Regions from separate parts of the Mus musculus genome. Here region 1 is linked to region 2. The links are chromatin contacts, found by POLR2A ChIA-PET in ENCODE. All regions are on one chromosome and are shown on one strand. Each heading gives the region's core, a stretch centred on a gene start or an enhancer-like site at or near the end of the contact. The rest is flanking DNA. Distances are from core to core; before and after follow the strand shown. Region 1 holds the start of Mon1a (MON1 homolog A, secretory traffciking associated). Region 2 holds the start of Traip (TRAF-interacting protein).

Region 1 (3,839 bases), core at 2-2,501, 63 kb before region 2:
TCAAGGTAGGAACCTGGAAGCCAGAGCAAGCAAAGAGAGGAAATCCTGAAAGACCTATGGAGACTTGGAGAAGTTCCACTCCCCTTCTCAGTCTCCACTGCAAAGGAACGAACTCCCTCTCACATGGGACGCTTCCCTTACCCAGCATTTAAGGGTCTGGTAACCCTGTGGAAACTATCTCCAGGAAAAGGTCACAGGTTGTCATCATGTCAGTCACACATATGCCAGTATTATGGAGCCAGATTTCAAATTTGCATGGGAGAGAGGGAGGGAGGGAGAGAGAGAGAGAAAGAGAGAGAGAGAGCACACATATGCCAGTATTATGGAGCCAGATTTCAAATTCGCATGGGAGAGAGGGAGGGAGGGAGGGAGAGAGAGAGAGAGAGAGAGAGAGAGAGAGAGAGAGAGAGAGAAGAGAAGAGAGAGAAGAGAGAGATCCCCAACTTCTCCGACCTCCTTAGGGAGCCTGTCAAACTGCAAGGAAAAGTCAGAGGTTTTTGACTTTGTCCTTTATCTCAGAACTATTGGGATGACTAACCATGAAGCTTGAAAAGTAAGCAAATTGCTTCAGATAAAATATAAGTAATACTAGCCATTCCCTAATTTTGCTTCTTCAAACTATTCACCAGAAATAAGGGCTGCTGGGAAAACTTGTTTTCCTGTTTTTATTACTTTGTGTCTAGGAAATTATAAGCAGTGGTTCCTTGCCCTTAGAAATCACCCAGGAGCTTTTTCAAACAACTCCGATGCCTCGTACCTCACATTCATCCCATTAAGTAAAAATCTATAGGATAGTGTCCAGGCATTAATGTTTTTTTAAAAGCTCCCCGGGTCAGTTTATGTGAATTGTTGAGAATTGTGCTTTCTATTGCCTTAAAATAATATACTGTGACCAGACTTAAGGTCTTTTTAAGCAACAATTTTTGAGTCTTTTCAACACGTCCGCGTCTTGTACAGTCTATGTGGTTGTGCTCACTAGTGGCATTTATCCAGCTCCCTAAACTTATCATCTTTCCATGATCGGTGGGGAAATACTGACGTTCGTTCTGGTCCCTTAAAGTAAACATCTAGTGGGTGTTTGGGGGGAAGGGTAGAGGACCCGCCTCTAAGACACGGAAGAAGGCGGTGCCAGGTGAGGCAACCCGGGTCCTAGGTCAGACCCCGCCTCTGGCATCGCCAGGCTCGGGAGCCCGGAACCGCTCCCGCAGCTTTAAGGCTGCGGAGAGTTACGGACTACATTTCCCACAATGCACACAGGGGCGGGCTGGGGCTGGCCAAGAGGCTGGAACCGGGCCTCCGCCACCAGAGGCCGGTGAAAGCTGTCTTCCTGCGCCGGTGGCCGGTTAAGGGTCGGCAGGAGAGATCGGTTCCTCCGCTGTGGCCATGTCTGTATCCTCCAGGGGCGGTAGCCCCGCGAAGTTGCACTCTGAGGCCAGGCACTGCTGGACACTTATATCTCCCCAGGGGTCTGGCAGAGGGCAGTGACTGGTACCCTCGGTAGGTCCTGTGTTTCCCCAAGAAACAGGTGAGTTCGACTGCTAACCCACGTGGCCTGGGGGCGGCGAGAGGCGGGCAAGCTGTCATCTTTAGAGGGAGGGGCTTGAAAACTAGGGGGGGGGGGTGTCCCGGCCATCTACTGCCCCGATAGGGGTACTGCGGCTCTTTGGGGTCCTTTAGCCGGCTGGTCCCAGCTAGGCACTAAGAAAGATGAGGCGAGAACTCATCCTTTGGCCGGGAGAGCAATGTCCCATAGGCAGCAGACACCAACCCCCAATTCGGACATATTCGGCCCACAGAGTTCTCTTTAAAAGGAGGATGGTGGAGCGAGGCAGGCAGGTCTGAAAGGGTGAGCCAACCCTTTCTAGGTAGAGTTTGCTTGGGAACTGTGAGCAGCCTTTGTCAGGAAGGGGAGTGGCCTCTAGAGGTGACAAGGAACTAGGCTCATTGTAGATCCTGGAGGCATCCTGCTGAAGCAGCCACATCACAGTCCCAATTGAGCCCTGACTGTCAGACTTTCTGAGTCGTCCTCCCAAGTGGACCAAAGGGGTCAAGATCAAATTTGAAGCGCTGTTAGAACAGGAAAAAAGATCAAGGTTGTTTGAAGCTAGTAAGGAGGGGCTTTTGCAAGACCCTCCTCTCTCAGGAGCAATCTGAAGGAGGGAGGCGCATTGGAAGGAGGGACAGCATCAGCTTTTTGTTTGTTTGTTTGTTTTTGTTCTTGGTGATTTTGTTCATAGGCTCTGCTAGAGGCTTCTAGGAAAAGTTGCATGCCCTGGGAGCACTTAGAGGAACTGCCTAAAAAGTGTTCCTGTAGAGACCACTGGAGCTGTTCTCAGACACCTCCCTTGCATAACGGCTCAGGACCAGCTTTTCCAGGAGCACTTGCTGCAGAAATCAAAGTCTATTGGAGGTGGGAGGTGGGCTTTATCTGCTCCACTCAGCCTTCTTGCCTGAGTGTGTGGGTATCCAGAAAACGGTTCGCTTCACCAGGCCTTCTGGTTGGAACCCCAGACTGACCTTGGAGAGGATAAAAATGCTATATGATCTCACATAGAAGGAGAACTTTTGTGGAAAAAAAAAAAAAAAAAAGCACCGGCTAGCTCTAGACAGCTGGCCCTGCTCCGTTCCCTGTGCAGGTCCTATGCTGGGGACACTCAGGAACACTGGATTTATTTAACCCTCAGAAGCACAAAAAGTGTCCTGAAGGAGCATGTTGTCAGGACGGCATAGCTGGTGTAGAACTTGTTTGGAGTTTGAAGGCAGAAGTACAAAGCCACAGAGAGGGCATTGTGCAGACCTAGGAGGTAGATAAATTTGGGAGAGATAGCTAGAAGCAGCTGAGAACTGGCAACCTGGCTCTGCAACTGCAGAGAAGGTAAGAACAGCTTGCTTGATACCGGGGAGGCTGAGGCCCGTGGCTCTTTGACCTGATGTCCTGGGGCAGGGGAGAGGGGGTCAGAAGGAGGGGTCCCTCAAACTAGAGCTCATGCTTCCTGAGGTCAGAAGTATGTTTGATCAGGTCATTCCTCAGGCCCTGGCTGACTGAGAAATCTTCTAAAGGATTGATTGGCAGGACAGAGACCACTGGACCTGTGTGTAAATGCAGTCTGAGTGCTAAGAATAACCACAATGTGCTAATAGCTTCAGCTGAGTATAGGGTATGCTTACTCTGTATAGCCAGGCCACATGTATTATCTCATTTAATCTTCCCACCCCATACATCATTCCTGGCTGTTTGCAGCCATTCGGTACCATTTTATAAGTAAGAAAACGGACCAGTAAAACCAGTTCCTCCAACTGCAGAGCTGCTTTTCCTGACTACTTCCAAGGACAAGCTGTCTCCACAGGCAAGAGTTTTCTTGCCTGACCCCAGGTACACTTGAACTGGGTGTTCTTCACACACCTTTTCTTTTCTTTATCCTCCAAAGATGTGTTAAATGCCGATTTAATTCCTCCTGCACATGTCTAATGTAGCAGGCCACAGAGTGACCTTCAATCTAGGGAAAGAAAAGCCCTGGTGAGCAGATATACTGCTGATAAGGTATTCCGACAGCAGCATGAAGTGAGGGAGTGAGTCACTGTGCTAGCCTAGGAAGAGACTTAGGGTGTAGGTAGACTGAGGGCAAAGGTCAAGTGAAGAGTTCCGGCTACGCTGGGCTGATGTAGAAAGGGGGCAGGAAGAAAGGGTAGAAAATAAGCTCCGAGAAATGAAGGAGAAGGGATCAACTGAGGGGCCTGGTGTGCCGTTGGGGGAAGTGACTTTCTTGCTAAGTGAGGTAGTAGTAGTGAGCAGAGGAAGGGCCTGACCCGACCTACCTTTCAGAGGCTCACCTCGATTA
Region 2 (3,930 bases), core at 973-3,472:
CCTGAGAGCTGGTCCTCCAGCGAGGCCCTGTCAGCAGTGTTAGGCTCCTGCACGGGAAGGTGTGTACCTGTGGTGTTTGGGCTGCTCTAGGAGTGTGCAAGAGAGGATGCAGAAAACCTAGGGCAGTGTGCTTTAAGTCAAGTCTGGTCACGTGGTAGGGAGCAGGCATTGCATGTTAGCTGTGGGGATCCTCAGAAGTGGGAGAGAGAATGGGTAGAAGCTTCCATCTTTTTTCCCTGGGTGGGGGTGGCGATCTTCCCTCTTGAAGATCCTTGTGTTATTTCATAGCCTCCTGAGTCCTGTAGCGGGTTGCTCTGTATCCCGATTCTTAGGAGACTCTAAAGGAAGAGAGAAACATGTCGGACACAGCAGCGACGCCTAGGAGAACAGAGTACAGTGCCCCAGCCTATCTGGCTCCTTCCTGTGAGCTGGATAGGGAGGGCTGGTGTCCCCCCATCCCCCCATCGTCTTCCTAGATGCCATTACCAAGAAAGAGACCTTTGCCATAGCCACCTCATGCAGGCTCAGGCAGTAAATCCTATTCCTCCCAGGGAGGCGTGGCAGCACCTCATAGGCTGCGTTGGGAGCATGCTTTTCACAGCAGCAGATTTTCTGCTCTTAGTGCAGCGATATGGGGAGGCTTTTCCTCTTTGTCTACCATCAGAGGCTGAGGTATTGCTCAGCCATGTGAAGTAGCTCTGGCTGGGATGAGGAAGTAGACTACAGTTCCCCAGCTCCCTGAGGGATGCTCTCAGCAGGTGCCCTTGGTCAGACCCTACCACAGCCTGAACAGGCAGCCACGCTGGTCCTTGCCCTTGCTCGGCACTCCATGGTGGTCCTGCCCTTCTCCCTGCATGCCTGTGGGTCTGCTCTGGTATGTGAAGGTTGGTGGGCTAACTGTGTGCCTACTGAACCTGGCAAATAAACGTCACCCTGCAAAGCCTCTGGCCACCCTCTTGCCTTTGCTTCCTCTGTCCTCTTGGGGAGGAGCCTATGGAAGGCAGTGCGGGAGGGACGAGGCTGTGGGACGATCAGTTTTTGGGTAGCGGTTGATGCTTAGTGTGTTGCTTGGAGTGAGAGTGGAGGTCACCTTCTCCAGTGTCTACCTGGATGATGTTGATGGGACTCCTCTGGACGCTAAAAATCCCACGAGAGTGGTGTGTTTCAGCTAAAAACTATCCCGAGCTGAGCGCCGAAGGGCTGACGCTTTTCCGATTCTTGTTGACAAAGAGCCTTTGTCTTAACTTGGACTTAGAGGTGGAATCTACTCAGGGCCAACCACTATAGGAAGTGACCTTGCGCGTGGGCACAGTGGGGAGAGGGTGGGATTGCACAACAGTTCTGTGCTTCTTGATGCCTACTTCCTGTGAATACCTGTGCTTTCCACTTAGACCAAAAAGATTTCATTCTGTCTTCCCCGGCTGGAGCAGACCTACTTTATAAAGTTATGTATGCTTCTTCTGAGGGAGTAATACTGCTAACGATACCGTAAAAATCGCTAAGGAGCCTCGCTTCAACTCAAGATGGCCTTTCTCAGGGAGGACCTTAAATTATCTGATGTGGGAATAATAAAGAGGGTTTGTTATTTCCTGGTCTTTGAAGCATCTGTACCTCCAAAATCACCATCCTACAGTCTCAGGTATGAGGCATTCTGGGAGGAAAGGGCTAAATTACTAGCTCCAGTGTCTACCTAATCTCAAAGGTTATTAGGTCATATTTGAATAAAGCCAGGACTAGTGTAGTGGTTCGAAGGGCTAGGACTTAATGTGTCCACCTTTCCAAGATGATCCATAGTAGAAGGTTTAGAAAGTGGGGAGCCCTCTTTCTGTTTGGGAACTGTGGGCTGCCAGCGTATGGCCTATTACTTTCCATAGCCATGGTACCATCATCCCCTTTTCTTGGCATTCCAGTCTATTTGACTGCCCTGAAGTGCAGCAAGAAGGGGTCTGGTTCACTTCGCACCGGCTCTAGCTTGAGACAATACCCGGCTTAGCAGGGATAGGGGTCAGACTGTAGTTTCACTGTTTTACGCCACAGGGGATCGCAGGGTTTTGCGGTAGAAACAGGGACCCACTCCCAGGAGACCCGAAGGAGCTAAATCCCAGGATTCCGCACGGCTGGCGGGCTGCTTATCACAGCCCTCCAGCGCCCCGCCCCGAAGTTTGTCCAATCAGAGGGAAGCACTCAGGCGTGGGTTTGTTATTCCTTCCGGTTCACTACCGGAAGTCGTGCGGTGGAGCGAAATTTGAAGGAACCGGAGCGGTGGCCGGTTCGGCCACCAAACTGTGTCTGTCGCTGGCAGCTGGTTCCCTGGGCTGCTTGAGTCGAGCCATCATGCCTATCCGCGCTCTGTGCACTATCTGCTCCGACTTCTTCGATCACTCCCGTGACGTGGCTGCCATCCACTGTGGCCACACTTTTCATCTGCAATGGTGAGTGACGGCGGTGTAGGGCCCCGTGCGTGTCCTAGAACCACTTAGACGCTATGGGGGTGTCGGGCCTAGAGACAATCCCTCCTCCGAACTAAGACAAGTGACGACGACATTAGAGGAGCCTCACGGAAGCTTTCCAACCTGGGCCGAAGTGGGCCAGGTGGAAGTGATACCGGTAGCCCACGGTGAAAGAGTGCTTCTTTATTGCGCTAAGAAATGACTTCAAAACTATTAGTTTGAGCGAAGATGAGCTTTTACTGCACTAACGAGCTATTGTATTTTATTTGAGAGTCAAGAGACAGACCAACAGCCGGGCGGTGGTGGCGCAAGCCTTTAATCCCAGCACTTGGGAGGCAGAGGCAGGCGGATTTCTGAGTTCGAGGCCAGCCTGGTCTACAGAGTGAATTCCAGGACAGCCAGGGCTATACAGAGAAACCCTGTCTCGCAAAACAAAACAAAAAAAGAAACAGACCAATTTATGCTGATAGGTTTCTGGCAATCTTTAAGGGTCTGTCGTTTGCTGGAATGCTTTGGATTGTTTCTATCCAGAAACACCTCGTTGATCAGACACTCCAGTACACCTGGCTTAACTTGGAATGGCAAGGAAGTGTGTTCCTGTCGTCGAGGGGTCCTGATGTTCAGTTGTCTTGTGGGTGACGAAAGAGTCCCTTTGCAACTGAGCAGGCTGATCCAAAGCTCCCAACCAAAGAGAAAATAAGGTAGAAGAGAGGTCTCCTTTGGGAGACTGGGAGGTTTTTGAGGGGCAATAGGGCCCACAAAGCAGGAAGTGGTGTGAACACTTCTGGGTGTCTCCCATTTGCAAAGCTTTGTTTAAAACCGACCTTAGAGTCTGTTGTGTTGCATATCCCAGTACAGGCTGGGGAGGAGGGACAGTGTGGAGACTGAATGATTGGGAGTTTTAAGGTTAGTCTCAGCTACATAAGTAAGGCAAAAGTCAGCCTGAATTTTCCCAGACCTTGTGTCAAAAAGACAAACAAACAAAACCACATAATACAGTGTTGTGTGGCCTGAGCTCCATTCCTAAGGAGCCATTGTGTAGTTAGGTTAGAAGTAACCCCGCCACTAAAGCTACTTTGTATCACCTGCTCTCTCCCTAAGCTTTCACCTTGGACTTTCCTGTGTAATTATGTTTTAGGTCTGTTTCTTGAAATCATATTTGGCTTTAAAAATTTGGTACTAAACTGAACCTTTTTAAGCCTTAAGTGTGAGCTTACTGATGAAATTTGTCATATTCAGTATTTTCTATCTTGTTCCACCTGTTGGATTTTGTGGGGGTTTTCTTGTCTTTTTGTTTGCTGTTTTCAAGAAAGTGTTTCTCTGTGTAGCCCTGGCTGTGCTGGAACTCACTCTGTAGACCAGGCTGGCCTCGAACTCAAGCTAGATCTGCTCACCACTGTCTCCCAAATTTTGGGATTAAAGGTGTGCGCCACCACACCCACACCTAGCTGATTTTTTTAATCTTATTTTTATTTTAAAT

What was found. ChIA-PET counts read pairs that join two places held with the same protein, here RNA polymerase II (POLR2A).
Region 1: POLR2A ChIA-PET joins it to region 2 with 10 read pairs in Patski. The contact joins the promoter of Mon1a here to the promoter of Traip in region 2. POLR2A ChIA-PET finds 5 or more read pairs at or near these places in 3 of 5 experiments (Patski and embryonic stem cell).

Annotation. Positions count from the first base shown.
Region 1 is chr9:107,886,878-107,890,716 of GRCm38, forward strand. It overlaps Mon1a (MON1 homolog A, secretory traffciking associated), which reads left to right and starts at 1,252. Exons shown (of 6, transcript NM_028369.3): 1 at 1,252-1,525.
Region 2 is chr9:107,948,741-107,952,670 of GRCm38, forward strand. Traip (TRAF-interacting protein) reads left to right here and starts at 2,223. Exons shown (of 15, transcript NM_011634.3): 1 at 2,223-2,432. The coding sequence starts at 2,335. Camkv (CaM kinase-like vesicle-associated) reads left to right here. Exons shown (of 11, transcript NM_145621.2): 11 at 1-951.